Regions from separate parts of the Homo sapiens genome. Here region 2 is linked to region 1. Evidence: chromatin contacts called from ENCODE Hi-C or POLR2A ChIA-PET data. All regions are on one chromosome and are shown on one strand. Each heading gives the region's core, a stretch centred on a gene start or an enhancer-like site at or near the end of the contact. The rest is flanking DNA. Distances are from core to core; before and after follow the strand shown. Region 1 overlaps TTC3 (tetratricopeptide repeat domain 3). Region 2 overlaps VPS26C (VPS26 endosomal protein sorting factor C).

Evidence for each region. Hi-C counts contacts between places; a loop is a spot of excess contacts on that map. ChIA-PET counts read pairs that join two places held with the same protein, here RNA polymerase II (POLR2A). Pooled maps may share reads with other maps.
Region 2: a loop to region 1 is called in a pooled map, with 2.1 times the contacts of the local background. The contact joins two enhancer-like sites. A Hi-C loop is called at or near these places in 1 of 168 maps with a recorded cell type or tissue (PC-3) and 3 of 50 pooled maps. POLR2A ChIA-PET finds 5 or more read pairs at or near these places in 5 of 52 experiments (GM12878, MCF 10A, activated CD4-positive, alpha-beta T cell and 2 more).

Annotation. Positions count from the first base shown.
Region 1 is chr21:37,178,865-37,185,849 of GRCh38, forward strand. TTC3 (tetratricopeptide repeat domain 3) reads left to right here. Exons shown (of 46, transcript NM_001330683.2): 36 at 3,910-4,049; 37 at 6,842-6,910. Among named protein-coding and RNA genes, the nearest start is that of TTC3-AS1, 12 kb to the right of the region's middle. Within about 2 kb of position 2,512, at least 2 of the 41 ENCODE cell types and tissues checked have a DNase peak (open chromatin) inside an H3K27ac peak, as active enhancers do.
Region 2 is chr21:37,255,414-37,262,398 of GRCh38, forward strand. The region is part of intron 1 of VPS26C (VPS26 endosomal protein sorting factor C); the gene reads right to left. Among named protein-coding and RNA genes, the nearest start is that of VPS26C, 8.4 kb to the right of the region's middle. RefSeq lists enhancers at 1,876-1,975, 2,061-2,653, 2,386-2,665, 2,654-3,246. Within about 2 kb of position 2,983, at least 35 of the 41 ENCODE cell types and tissues checked have a DNase peak (open chromatin) inside an H3K27ac peak, as active enhancers do.

The DNA.
Region 1 (6,985 bases), core at 1,262-3,761:
TGAGAGGGTCACTTGAGCCCAGGGGTTTTGAGGCTACAGTGAGCCAGGATCATGCCATTGCACCCCAGCCTGGGCAACAACAGAGTGAGACCCTGTCTCAAAAGGAAAAAAAAGAAACAAAACAGGGCTGGGCATGATGGCTCACACCTATAATCCCAGCACTTTGGGAGGCTAAGGCAGGAGGATTGCTTGAGCCCAGTAGTTCAAGACCAGCCAGGGCGATGTGATGAGACCCTCACTCGCTACAAAAAAATTAAAAAATTAAATAAATAATTAGGTAGGTATGGGGATACATGCCTGTAGTTCCAGCTACTCAGGAGGCTGAGGTGGGAGGATCACTTGAGACCAGGAAGTTGAGGCTGCAATGAGCCATGATCTTGCCACTGCACTACAGTTTGGGCAACAGAGCAAGACCCTGTCTCAAAAAAACAAAAACAGAGAGTTTTTCTATATTCTGGATACAAGTTGCTTATCAAATATTTGATTTGCACATATTTACTTCCATCTTCCATATTTGTAAATGTATCTCCTGTCTCCATTTTGTGGGTTGCCTTTTCACTTTCCTAATGGTATCATTTGCAGCACAAAAGTTTTTACTTTGAGTACACTAAGTCCAATTTCTCTTATTCTTTTGTTACTTGTGCCTTTGGTGTCATAGCTAAGAAACCCGTCTACTTCAAGCGCACTGCTTACCCATTTAGGTCTGTGATCCATTTCACATTAATTTTTCAAATAGTATGGTATAGTAATTATCTTTTATGCATATTTTCTCTACCAAACTGTGATCTTGAAAGTAAGGACTGTTTTTCATTTTGTTTGTTTTTTGAATGGGGGTCTCATTGTATTGCCAAGGTAGAACTCCTGGGCTCAAGGGATCCTCCTGCCTCAGACTCCTGAGTAGACAAGACTACAAACACATGCCACCAGCCCCAGAAGGGTGGTTTTTAAAATTATCTTTGGTTGACAGCACCTAGCTTAGTATACAAACTAGGAGCTTTGCAAATGTTTATCAAACAGTGTGTGCTTGGCCCCTGAAAAGCTGCATTTAATGAATTGTGTTTTCATGTTCTCTATCAGCCTACATCAGAGGACATCAGGCTCACATTCTGTGAAGTTTGCTGCTTTGTTTACTGCTAGTATGGAGTTGGGGATATTATCCATTCTTTCATGTGACAGATATTTCTTGAATGTTCTCTTAAGTGTCAGGCTCTGTGCTGGTCTTGTGGGGCGTTTCTGCAGCATCCTCTTCTTGAGGCCCTTCTGTCTGCCATCACTTCCAGGGCCTCTCTTGTGCAACTGGTTTGTTTTTATGTTTTATATTGAATTGTACAGTTCATTATATTTTCTCTTTGACCTTGTCTGCCAGAAAGTTTTCATGTTATTTCTAAAGAATGGTTAGGACTGCATGCCATTCATTTTTATATTACTCTCACTCATGGTTTTGTATTGTCATTCCTCTCTCTCTATTCTGTTTTCTTTATCTGCTTAGCATTCTTTTTATTTTGTCTTTTAAATATTTATGTATATATTATCTTTTTTTTTACACCATGGAATACTATGCAGCCATAAAAAATGATGAGTTCATGTCCTTTGTAGGGACATGGATGAAACTGGAAATCATCATTCTCAGTAAACTATCGCAAGAACAAAAAACCAAACACTGCATATTCTCACTCATAGGTGGGAATTGAACAATGAGATCACATGGACACAGGAAGGGGAATATCACACTCTGGGGACTGTTGTGGGGTGGGGGGAGGGGGGAGGGATAGCATTGGGAGATATACCTAATGCTAGATGACGAGTTAGTGGGTGCAGTGCACCAGCATGGCACATGTATACATATGTAACTAACCTGCACAATGTGCACATGTACCCTAAAACTTAAAGTATAATAAAAAAAAATGGCTTTATAAGGAGAAAAAAAAAAGAATGTTTTAATTTCAGTAAGAATGAAACAATAAAACTTTAGAAAATGTAAAAAAAAAAAAATTAAATATTTATGTATATATTATCAAAGGTACCTCAAATATTTATTTTAGAACAACACTGAGGTTTAATAAAAAAGATAAGTTTTTTCCTAATTGAGAAAAAGAAATTGTTTATAGTTATGTCAATAAACTGTAATATAGCAGATACAGTTGTGTATAGCCTATTTGTTTTATGCTAAGTTTGAAAGAAAAACGTTCAGGAGATCATTCTGTCTTCCATGCAGTCAGAAACAAGCTCGTGATAGCTGACCTGTTTAGCATTGTGAGGCAGCTATGGCATTCAGCAGTGGTTAGTACAAACAGAAGATGAACTCATGTGGTATTTTCGTTGCCTGAGCTATATGTGTATGTATGTGCACATATGTTTATAATACTTTGTGCTTCTTGATACTTGAACTCCCTTAGGTACTTGTTGCCAACTAGGTTCTTATGCCTCAGCATAACCTTGTGGTTGCACATAATCTCCCAGCCAAAGGGATGGATCCCAGGTGAGATCATTGGCTCAGAATAGGAGCACAGGATAGGTGAGAAACAAGATTGGCTTGGCTGCCAGCAGCAAGGCATACAAATTCACATTGGTCCTGGTAGAACCGAACCAGGTGGAACACAGGATTCTTAAGTAGAGTAGGCATGGTGGTCACCTCAGTCACAGTAATGACTCAAGAAATTCAGGATCAACAAGGTTGCAGCTAAGAAGATGTGGGAAGAACTGGTTCCTATGTTAAAGGGAACATTACTGAGCTGTTGTTCAATTTTTGCCACCTAAGAACAGTTGTCCTGTGCCAAAATCAACCTTATCCCTGCTGTAGGATTCAGAAATCTTAAAGGACCTTGACTGGTTAGCAAATCTGCCTTTAAAAAACATGAAAACCTTGGTGTCTAAGGCTGAAGAGGGAGTAGTGGTCTCTTAAGTTGATAGAGCTTTTGACCTGAGGGCCATGATTTCCTATGGAATCCATGTAGGTTGACTTTAGTGTCCTTTCTTACAGAGAAGACCTCGAGTTTCTATAGCTGAAATGACCTACGTGTGCTCTAAGCCTAAGCAGGAAGTTCAGGCTGTAGGGAACCTGATAGGAAGTAAAAAATTAAAAGTTTCCCTAAAGCAAATGTGAAGTTAGGATTTCATTAAGCCGTCATTGATAATAGTGAGATTTTAAACTAGAAAATATTTGTTTCCTTTAAATATTGCTTTGATTCACGTTTAAATTAATTATTAGAAATATTAACATAGGGAATGTTTTACTTATAAGTGACTGGTATTTATAAGCATGTGCCCCACCCAAACCCCTTGCTACAATTAAATAGATGATACTTCAAAAAAGACATCAAACCTTTAGAGAATGTGTAGATTCAGAAGTTTCAAACCAGCAACTACATAGGAAGTTGACAAAGAGGGTTAGGTGTCAAGTGGTGCTGTACCAAACCCTCCAGGGGAACGGTAACTAGCATTGTCTCCAAAGAGGTTTTCATTTCTCTTTGTCACACTGCCTGAAATTCTGGCAGGTATCTCAACCCAAATGCCTTTAATGACCAGCAAGAGGATTACATTTATATTTATAAAAGCAAACAAAAACTATTGGCCTTGCCAACTAAAACATGCATACACTCCCTGTAGATTAGAGAATCATTTAGGCTGGAGAGTAAGTGTGAACACTTCTGGGCACGTCGGAGTGGTTCTTCGGGGTGTCTTACTGTAATCAGGTACACGTAGCGGGTAGGATGTGGCTGTCTGGTGTGACTTGGTGTCCCAGGCTTGGCTGGGGGGCATAGTCTGCCACAGGGCGCCAGCTTGGGAGTGTGTTCCACTGAACTTAGGTCATTGTTTAAGCTATGGCACCGTCACAATTCTAGCCTTTCAGTCTCTTTTGTTAAAAAGTATATTTTGCCATTTATTTAAGTACTTTCTAAATGTTTTTAGATCTCAAAGACGGAATTAGATTGGTTCCTTCAAGATTTGGAAAGAGAAATTAAAAAATGGCAACAGGAAAAAAAAGAAATCCAAGAAAGACTAAAATCACTGAAGAAGAAAATTAAAAAGGTTTCAAATGCCAGTGAAATGTAAGTAATGATTGAAAGGCAGTAATTTTTATTTAAAAAAAAATATTGTGGCTTTTGGTTATTTTCACATTTTTGATATTTAATATTAAACTACATCAAGTAAAGTAAAAATGAATACTGTTTTCATTGTTTTGTCTCATTTAAAAAAGTATTCATTGAGTAATTATCTCACCTGAATTTTTTTCTAAACTTAACATTTTTTCAGATAAATTATATAAAAGTGAGAGTAGCATGGAACTGAGAATCCCCAAGGAACTGACTTCCTTCCAGTTTGAACACCATCCCTTTCTCTGGCCCTCTTTTTTCTTATCAGCAAAACATGGGGGCTGGTCTAAAATCTAAGGTTCTTTTCAAAAGTAAGATTCTGTGATGATTATTTATAATTACTTTTATCCTGAATCTATAAATTATTAAAATTTGTCTTGTAGTGTGAACGATTTGATAACATATACAGATCCTAGGAATGATTGTCAGGTGGGCCAAGAGTGTGTTTTAAGATTCTCTGTGATCCATCCCTAACCTCCCTCTGCTCTTAACAGTGATAGGTCAAATTCTTCAGCTTGTTTTCTACCACTGTGTAAGAAAACACCCAAAAGTCAGTTTCTTTATTAGCAGCCATTGTATTTGCTCATGGTCCTGCAATCTGGGCTGAGTTCAGCTGGGCCATTCTTCTGCTGGTCTTGCCAGGAGTCCTCATGTGGCTGAATTTAGCTGGGTGATGACTGGGGGTGGCCTCAGCTGGGATGCTGGGGTGGCTTGGCCTCACTTTCTCTCTGTGTAGCCTCTCTGTGATTTTTATTTATGTGGTCCTTCCATATGATCTCTATTATGATAGCCAGACTTCTTACATGGTAGCTAAGGACTTCAAATGGTGCAGAAGTGGAAGCCACTAGGCCTCCTGAAGGTTCAGGCCCAGAACTGTCACAGCATCATCTCTGCTACCTTTTATTCCTTAAAACAAGTCATAGGCTTGGTCCAGATTCAAGGGCATGAATAATGGGAGGCTGGGTTCACTGGGGGGCCACGCTACACACTCACCTTTCAAGGGCTTTTGTGTTTTTCCATGCCGCATGCCATATGATCAGATGACTTTCATTATGAGTCTTGCTAGCATTACATTTAGGCAGTCCTCAAACAATGAGGAAAAGTAAAACACTGCCTCAGAATTTTCACTCCCTGTGTCATGTCATTTTGATGATCAAAGTAGCTTCACTAGTAGAACACACTTACGGAAACAATAATGTCTGTAAAGCTTTTTACCTCTAATATTTGAGCATGACCAGTCTTGGTCATTTTGTTACTAAAAAGTGTGGAAATATTTATATTTAACATACTTTTTTTGTTCAATTCAGACATACTGTCAAACTAGACAAGGTAACTAGAGGCTGTTAATGATAAGAAATTTTTTTTCTGTACTAGCATAAAAGTTAATTTCTGCTGGAGAATAAACTTTTTATTGTTGACTTTTTTCCATTTTATTATTAGATTTCTTTACCTTTCCTGTCACAATTTAAAGATAAGCCACACGCTTCTCTCTAAGTTTTTTGCTTTTTTTTTTGAGACAGAGTTTTGCTTTTGTCACCCAGCCTGGAGTGCAATGGTGCAATCTCAGCTCACTGCAACCTCTGCCTCCCATGTTCAAGCAATTCTCCTGTCTCAGCCTCCCGAGTAACTGGGATTACAGGTGCCCACCACCACGCCTGACTAATTTTTCTATTTTTTTTTTTTTTTTTTTAGTAGAGATGGGGTTTCACCATGTTGGCCAGGCTGGTCTCGAACTCCTGACCTCAGATGATCCACCCATCTCGGCCTCCCAAAGTGCTGGGATTACAGGCATGAGCCATTGCACCTGGCCTGCTTTTTACATTTTCCAAATAAATGCTTTAAAGCTCAATTTTTCTATTTAGATTTTTAAGTAAAATCTTTAAACTTTTTGGATCTCTTTCTCAGAGATGCACAAGGGACATGAAAAATGATTTCTTGGATGTTTCTGTGCTCTTGATCACACTTAGTATTCGTTAAGAAATGACTAGAACATAGAGCTCATGATTGGTACAGTGACACAAACCACAGATGGCTATGAAAGAAGGCAGGGCTTCCATGAGAGTGTCAGAGTGTCACCCAGTATTTGTCTATTTAGAGGAGGGAGGAAGTGTTTTACAAAAGAAGTAAAATAATAGTTAAACTGGCTTGTATTAGAAACAAGCGGCTTTAGTAAACAGAGATGACTGCAAAGGTATCTCAGGGTAGCATGAAAGAAGAGGCAGAACCCGCCTTGTGCAGGGCATGGCTCAAGAATCGGAGATTCACACACTTGTTTTGAAGGATTATCAGAGAATGTGAGTGTGTGTGTGCGTGCGCACCCGCGTGTGTGCATGAATGCTTGTTTTGACTTTAAGTTCTGTTTTAAAGAGTAGAAGGCTGTTTTCATTTTGAATGAGAATCCACATCTTCTCATTTTGAATAAGAATCTCTGGTTACACTGATGATGATGCCGCAGTACCTGTGTTCTCTGCTTGAGCTGCACATCTTAGACTGAGATAGGGTGATTTACCTGTAAGCATATGACTTAGAGTGAAGAAAAAGGTGATCTGGAAGGAAAATTTCCCAAAAGGGAAATGACCTCAAATTATTTTCCTATTTAGAAGATACTAAAAATGAAACAAAATGTAAAAATATATATATTAAAAAATCAAGAAATGTTTTTAAGGATATGGGTGCAATTTACTGTGTGGGGGTCCTGTTAAAAATTTTTCAAAATTAATTAATATTTGGTGATTATGCTTTTATAGGTATACCCAGAAAAATGATGGAAAGGAAAAGGAACATGAATTACATCTGGATCAGTCCCTTGAAATCAGGCAAATTAAGCTTAAATTTATTTTTAATATATTTTAATACTTTTAATGCCAGGAGTACAAGCACAGTAGACTTTG
Region 2 (6,985 bases), core at 1,733-4,232, 77 kb after region 1:
GAGGATGAAGGGACCGCGACCATCACTGGAAAGCATGTGAGCCAATGCTACTGGCCACCAGAGACCTGCCCAACGGATCAGAGCACACACAGCAGGTGTAACCCTCACAGCTACCCAGAGGTCAATTCTGTCTGAGCATCAGTAATCCAGGGTCAGGACAGCTTGTTCCTATCAGAAGCAAAAGGGCCACAATCTCATGTTGTCCTTCCCAGCTCAAGTTCCCAGGACAAGTAAGTAGGACAACAGTGAAGGTCTCCAGAGCCCACCAGCTTTTGCTGAGACTGCTAGTCCAAGAGCCCCAGCTGAGTAAATTCTCCAGGAGGAAAATGGCAGAAACTATCAAAGGATAGTCAGTAAACTGGTGGGTCTGTACCTTTTTGGCTTAAATGCTCCAGTAAATAAAGGCAAAATATTTAAAGCCTCATTCTATGCACTGCATTTTTTTTTTTTTTTTTTTTTAGATAGAGGCTGGAGTGCAGTGGTGCAATCTCAGCTCACTATAACCTCCGCCTCCCAGGTTCAAGTGATTCTCCTGCCTCAGCCTCCTGAGTAGCTGGGATTACAGGTGCCCGCCACCACACTAGGCTAATTTTTGTATTTTTAGTAGAGACAGGGTTTCTTCATGTTGTTCAGGATGGTCTTGAACTCCTGACCTCAGGTGATCTGCCTGCCTCGGCCTCCCAAAGTGCTGGGATTACAGGCATGAGCCACCGTGCCCGGCCCTAGGCACTGTATTATATCTGAAAGCTAACAGAACTTGTAAGTTTTGACACAGGACCAAATTAAATGGGTTGGCATGAAAAAACTTCAACTTTGTTGCCTCTTGCTAGTCACAACATCCTATAACTAATACTTTACAAGAGAACCACTGGCCGTAGGCCTGTGAAGACACCTCAGCAGCCACTTTGGGATGTGAGGAAGAGTCAGGGAAGGGAGGGAGGAAATAGATATTCTCACTTAAAGTAGAACAGCTCTGCTTTTATCTGTTTATAAAATAAAGTATTTTAATATGTATTATTAAAATTGACATTAGAATTTTATATAAGACTTCATTTAATAAAAGGGTTTCATTGCTTTTTTGGAAAATCTTTATGCTAAACGATGTTCATTTTATTGACTTATTTATAAGGAAACAACCATTTGTAACTTACCAGATGAAAGGTAAAATCTATTTTCTATCACCTTGGAAAGGCACTATTTCTCTGAGCCTGGATTTGTTTTCTGCCAACAAGTGACGGCACAAGCTCTCTATTACAGAGAGTAAAAAGCCCAGGCAGTCTTTTTCATGGCTGCTCACCATGTAAACATGTCCATAAAGTGTTCTGTGTAGCTAAGTTAGAGGACAAGAAGAAGTACTTTACAAAAATTACATCTTTACATATTTGCGTTTGTATGACATACTTTTTTCTTTTATTCCTGATAATAAAGTTTTACCATTTTATAATTTAAAAATGTAAATATGGAGTTGGGCATGGTGGTTGGGAGGCTGAGACCAGAAGATCGCTTGAGCCCAGGGGTTTGAGACCAGCCTGGGCAACATGCAGAAACCCTGTCTCTACAAATAAAAAATTAGCCAAGCGTGGTAGCACGCACCTGTAATCCCAGCTACTCGGGAGGCTGAGGCAGGAGAATCGCTTGAGCCTGGGAGGTGGAGGCTGCAGTGAGCTGAGACTGTACCACTGCACTCCAGCCTGGGTGACAGAGTGAGGCTCTGTCTCAAAAAAACAAAACACAAAAAAACAAACAAAAAAAAGCAAATATATGTAAAAATAGGAAGTGCGGTTTCCCAAAATGAGGTCTGTAAACAACTGATCTAGAAAATGTTCTGGAAAAAGTAAAAAAGGATCAGGATCTGAGGTCAACTGACCTCTCCCTGCGCTCTGGACAGGCAAACAGGCAAGGTTCCCTCTGAGGCCGTAGCGGCTTCTCGTGGGCGAGTCCCTGTTCGCAGGTGACGTGTGGACCACGCTCTTCCGAAGCGTCTGGCCTGTGTGCTCTCGGGGAGGGGACGCAGGTCAGCCCACCTAGCCGATGGCTAACAAGTCAGTTTGTTTTCTGAACGGAAGCTTAAACCTAGAAAAGTAACTGGGTTGGGGTGGGGGTGTAGCCACATGCAGTAAAAGCACTGCCTGTCTGTATAACAACGACCTGATGAAAAAAGGAACGCGTGAAATGGGGAGTGTTAGGGCGTCACAAACTCCAGTGTGGTTGAAATGAAAGCAGAAAGCAAATGGCAAGCTGGCTTCCCCTTCCAGCTTTTCACAACCCTGCCTTGCTCATGGTCAGCCCCAAGCACGGGCGGAAGAAAGGACTGGAGGGGAGGGAAAGGGGTGGGGAGCGAGGGTACCAGAGGCGTGGGAGGACGGGGACAAAGGGGCAGCAAGGGACCGGCGGAAAGGAAAGTCGGCGTTAGCTGGATTGGAAACAGTCCAGACAGAACGATGGGCTCTGCTGCCTCCGGGTGGGGCACCAAGCGGGGAGCGGGGCCACGAGGCAGGGGACAGTGAAGCACCATGCAGCGCCCACCAGCCGGCAGCGCCCACCAGCCTGCGCTGCGCTGCACATGGTACCCGCGGCCCCAGCTGGCCAGTGTGTGGCGGAGATGAGACCCTCGTGAAGAGACTAAGCGGCCACAGCAGGGGGAAGGGTTGCTCACATAACCCCATACTGCTCACACTACGAGGTTAACTGCCGTGAGATCTGCCTGCAGCCAGCAGAAACCCGTTCTAGGAAAACGTTGCCCAGTGACTTCAGTGAGTGCCACTGACCCGGGCGCCTCCGCCCCGGCGTCCGGCAGCAGCACCGATTGCGCAGGAGGCACCTTGCAAACAACCTTTCCTGATCCGCGCTGCAGTTCCCAGGCCGGTTGCAGCCGTTTCACAGAGACTGCGCACACAAAGCGTCTCCGTGCCCTGCCATTCACCTTTCGACACAGCCGCAACCCCTCTTTTCAGTGTTAAAACCTGGCGCCAAAAGGAACATGCGATGTGACGTGTTACCTCTGCGCATGCGCCGGGCATTCCCAGCGCCCCGAACCTGATGAACGCGCGGTGGGGACCCCAGGCTTCCGTGCTTTCGTTTTCCTGGAAGCTACGTGTCCTCAGTCTACATATTGTTACCTGGAAAATAAAGTTTTCTCCTTTTTTCTTCCTTTGTTAACAGGCAGAAGGTGTAGGCTGCAGGTTTCGGGCCTAAGAGAGGGCATGGCTGGCGACACGGAGTAGACTCCTAGATGACATAACGGAGGCGAGTCTGCACCGGGGACTCGGCATTAGGAGGAGGCAGAGGAAAAGCCCACCACCGTGGCCGAGGGAGATCTAGCAAGCAGCTTGCAGGGGGTGAAGTGTGTGCAAAGCAGGCTGAGACCTGTCCAGTATCGAAACACGCCGCGGTGGTCAAGCAGGCTTTACCATGCTCAGGCGCAGGCTGGTACAAGATTTGCAGCAACAAACACCAAGTGGAGAACTACATGAACACTTTTGATCGCATCCCAGTTTTCAGACAATCTCGGATAATTCTGAAAATGCTTCTTATGCATTATATAAGAGTTTAGGTTATGATTTAACAGACAAGCTTTTTCAGGAGTATTAGGTTATTGGCAGAAGAAGAGACCTACTTAAAGTTTGGATGACTGTATTCCTAAAAGGTTCATACCTCTCAAAATTACCTTAAGATCTCTTCTGGCTCAGAGATTTAAATTTTTATACCCTAAGTCCTTACAACAAGCATTCACTGTTACAACTGATCATTCATTTACTAAGAATCCAGCAGGTTAAAGTAGAATATTTAAGCTTAAAAAAAAAAACAAAAAAACTAGCATTTTAGCTTTGCAATTTTTCTTCATAATAATGAACTGTTATGTATAGGGTTTCTCCTTTTTTTTTCATAAGAAATTACGGGCATGCCCAATTAAGGTAGTATTGAGGTTCTTAAGGTAACAGTACTCAGTCCACAGTGTATAAATTTCTTCTCACTGTAACCTGGCTATGCTGGGGAGTAAATCTCTTATTTATGTTTTTCACAACCATAATATTTAACAATGTCATTTTCATGAGTACATGTGCCAGAATTTAAGAATGTAAAACATTCTGGATTTATAAAAACAAATGAATTATATTTACACTACAGAAAGATTTACTGCAGGATTTTTCTAACCAATAAGCTCCCCTACAGCGTTCCAAGACACAAAGTAATTTACAGTGCATTTGAGTCCAACTTTTTGATCAAGAACACATCTGCTGCACTAAGCAAAGGAGTTGCAGCAACACCAAAATCACACTTGGCTCTCACGGCCAAAATCGCCGTCACCTCCGTATGTTCTCCTTGGTCACTGACTCTCCTTCCTCCAAGCAGACATAGACAGTGGGCACATATTTGACAATCTGTGAAGCATCTGACAAGCACTCATTATGCCATTTGGAGGGTGTACTAACGTAACTAGCATTGTGGCATACAAAGGGCAATTCTAAGGGTGAACAGACTTCGGAGCGTGGAAAAGAACATGACAATGCCACCACCTATTACTGCGGCCCCCACGAGGTGTTGGAAGCTAGGATAAGTGTCTTAAAACACTATCTCATTTAATTTTTAAAATACAACCTTTGAGTAGGTATCATCTCCATTCTACAGATGAGAATTAAGACCCAGAGAAGGCACAAAGAATCCTGGATTTAGGAATAAAAAGATGCAACTTCAAATATTTGCTATCATCAGTCCCCCTGGCATGTCCCTGAATTCTCTGGGCCTCAGTCTTCTGAACCACAAAACGGAGAAAACGCTACCTCTTAACAGTATATGGAGGATTAAAGCACTCTGTGAGCTGGAAAAGGCTATCCTAGTCTACCTAGTTATAAAACAGTATTAGTTAGGTGTTTCCATGGGAAATTTAATCTTTCACTGGAAGTAGGGAATTAGGGAATGTTTAACACAATTCCTGATTATCTCATATCACCCATGGGTCTTTGGAAACAGAAGTCAAGTTTTTAGGCCAGGTGTGGTGGCTCATGCCTGTAATCCCAACACTTTTGTCAGGCCAAGGCAGGAGGATTGCTTGAGGCCAGGAGTTTGAGACCGACCTGGGCAACATAGCGTGATTTCATCTCTATCTTAATAAAATACTTAAAAAAAGAAGTTTTCTACCCAAGTGGAAGGATGCTTAGGGAGAAGGTGCCCCAACAGCAATGCTGCAAGCTTGGAGAAAGGGTCTATATTCACGCTGAGCCACAGGAACTGGGATGAAGACCCTGGAAAATCAAACCTTGGACAATTTTCTATTATATTCCATTCCTGAATCAGAGAGAAAACCATATTTATAGGAATTCTGGAATCTCTACTCCCAATTTATTTGAATCATGATCTTAAGAATGACTATTTTAAAGCAAATACAAGTAATGGTGGGTGCAATGTGTAGCTCTGGGGCTATGTCAAAATAAGAATAAATCTTATCAACATCTGTCTGAAATTGATACCTAGAATATTATTTATAATTACGAAGCAAAATCCATAATGTGCCTACAATACCATAGTTTCCCCTTTCTGATCAATGCATTTATAAAATTATCAGTCTTCTGCATTTTGTTTAAATGTTTCAGGGCTTCAACTCATCATTTAATAAAGTTTTTGAGCACCTATTAAGTGGTGAGTACTGCCAGGCCCAGGAATACAAAGATAAACAAAACCAAATATTTTAATTGAGTGGACTAATAGAACAAAGTCACTACAACAGAAGGTAATCAGTGCAATGACAGCAGTATACACAAAATGTGTTTGTAAACTATTGCCAGTTACTACTAAATTACAGAAAACATTCCCATGTTATTCTGTTCACTTTGTTTCCTTCGCTGTGTAGAAGTTTTTTAGCTTGATGTGATCCCATCTGTCCATTTTTGCTTGGGTTGCCTGTCCTTTTAAGGTATTGCTCAAGAAATCTTTGCCCAGACCAATGTCCTGGAGCATTCCCCAATGTTTCTTTTAGTAGCTTCATAGTTTCGGATCTTCTAAGTCCTTAGTCCATTTTGATTGTCATTCCCATGTTATTTTGTCTTTTCCTGACAATTAGACTTGACATTCCGTTATCCCATCACAATCTCACTTTCTTGTTAGTTACTCTTTTTGTAATTCTGCTTGTAAGAAAGTTTCTAAAATTTAAATATTAAAATTAGGAATTTTTGTAAGGCTATGGGTGACAAGAGTTGTTGCTATAACAGAAACTGAAGCACACATTTCTATACAACTCATGTCAAAAAAAAAAATGGAAATTAGAAGATATTTTAAGTTGTACAATGATAGAAAATACTACCAATCAAATCTTGTGGACACAATTTTCAGACTTGGCAGTGAAGCATTATCTCGGGGTCCTCTGACATTCCCACAGTGCATGAGGTTACCAAACCATGAAACCTCATCAAGGTCCTTTGGAGCAGGGTCTTCTCCCAGAATCTAGATGGAGTGATCCTACTTCCAGTCTCCTCTCCAGCAGGATGTGGGTAGGGTTACAAGGGTTTGCCTTACAATAATTCACTCACCTATTAAAAAGAAAAATAAAACTTAAGGTACGAAGTACTACTTAGAGTAGTACTTAGTGGGAAATGTCTACATTTTTAAAAAGGAGGCTACAATTCAATATGCTGAACAGCCAACTTACAAAGTTTAAAAAAAAAGAACATAATAAACCCTAAGAAAACAGAAATATTTTGGAAAGACAGTCAACCTAAGTCACATTAAAAAACTGCTGTTGCTGCCAGATTAGATGAGGATGAGCAACTATAAACACCTGGTCAACCAAGTAAAAGAAACAGTCTAAAGGACTCAGGTTGCGTCCCAAATGTCTGCAAACTCTTCTTCACCAGGTTTACATTGTCTATTCCTCATGACTGAAACCAGCAGTGCATGGTGGGCACTTAGTTTAACACTCAGTTTTCAAAACTAGGTTTGATGAAGCTCCAGAAGGGCCCCCAGCTTCTCCCTTTTCCCCCCAGATGACTAT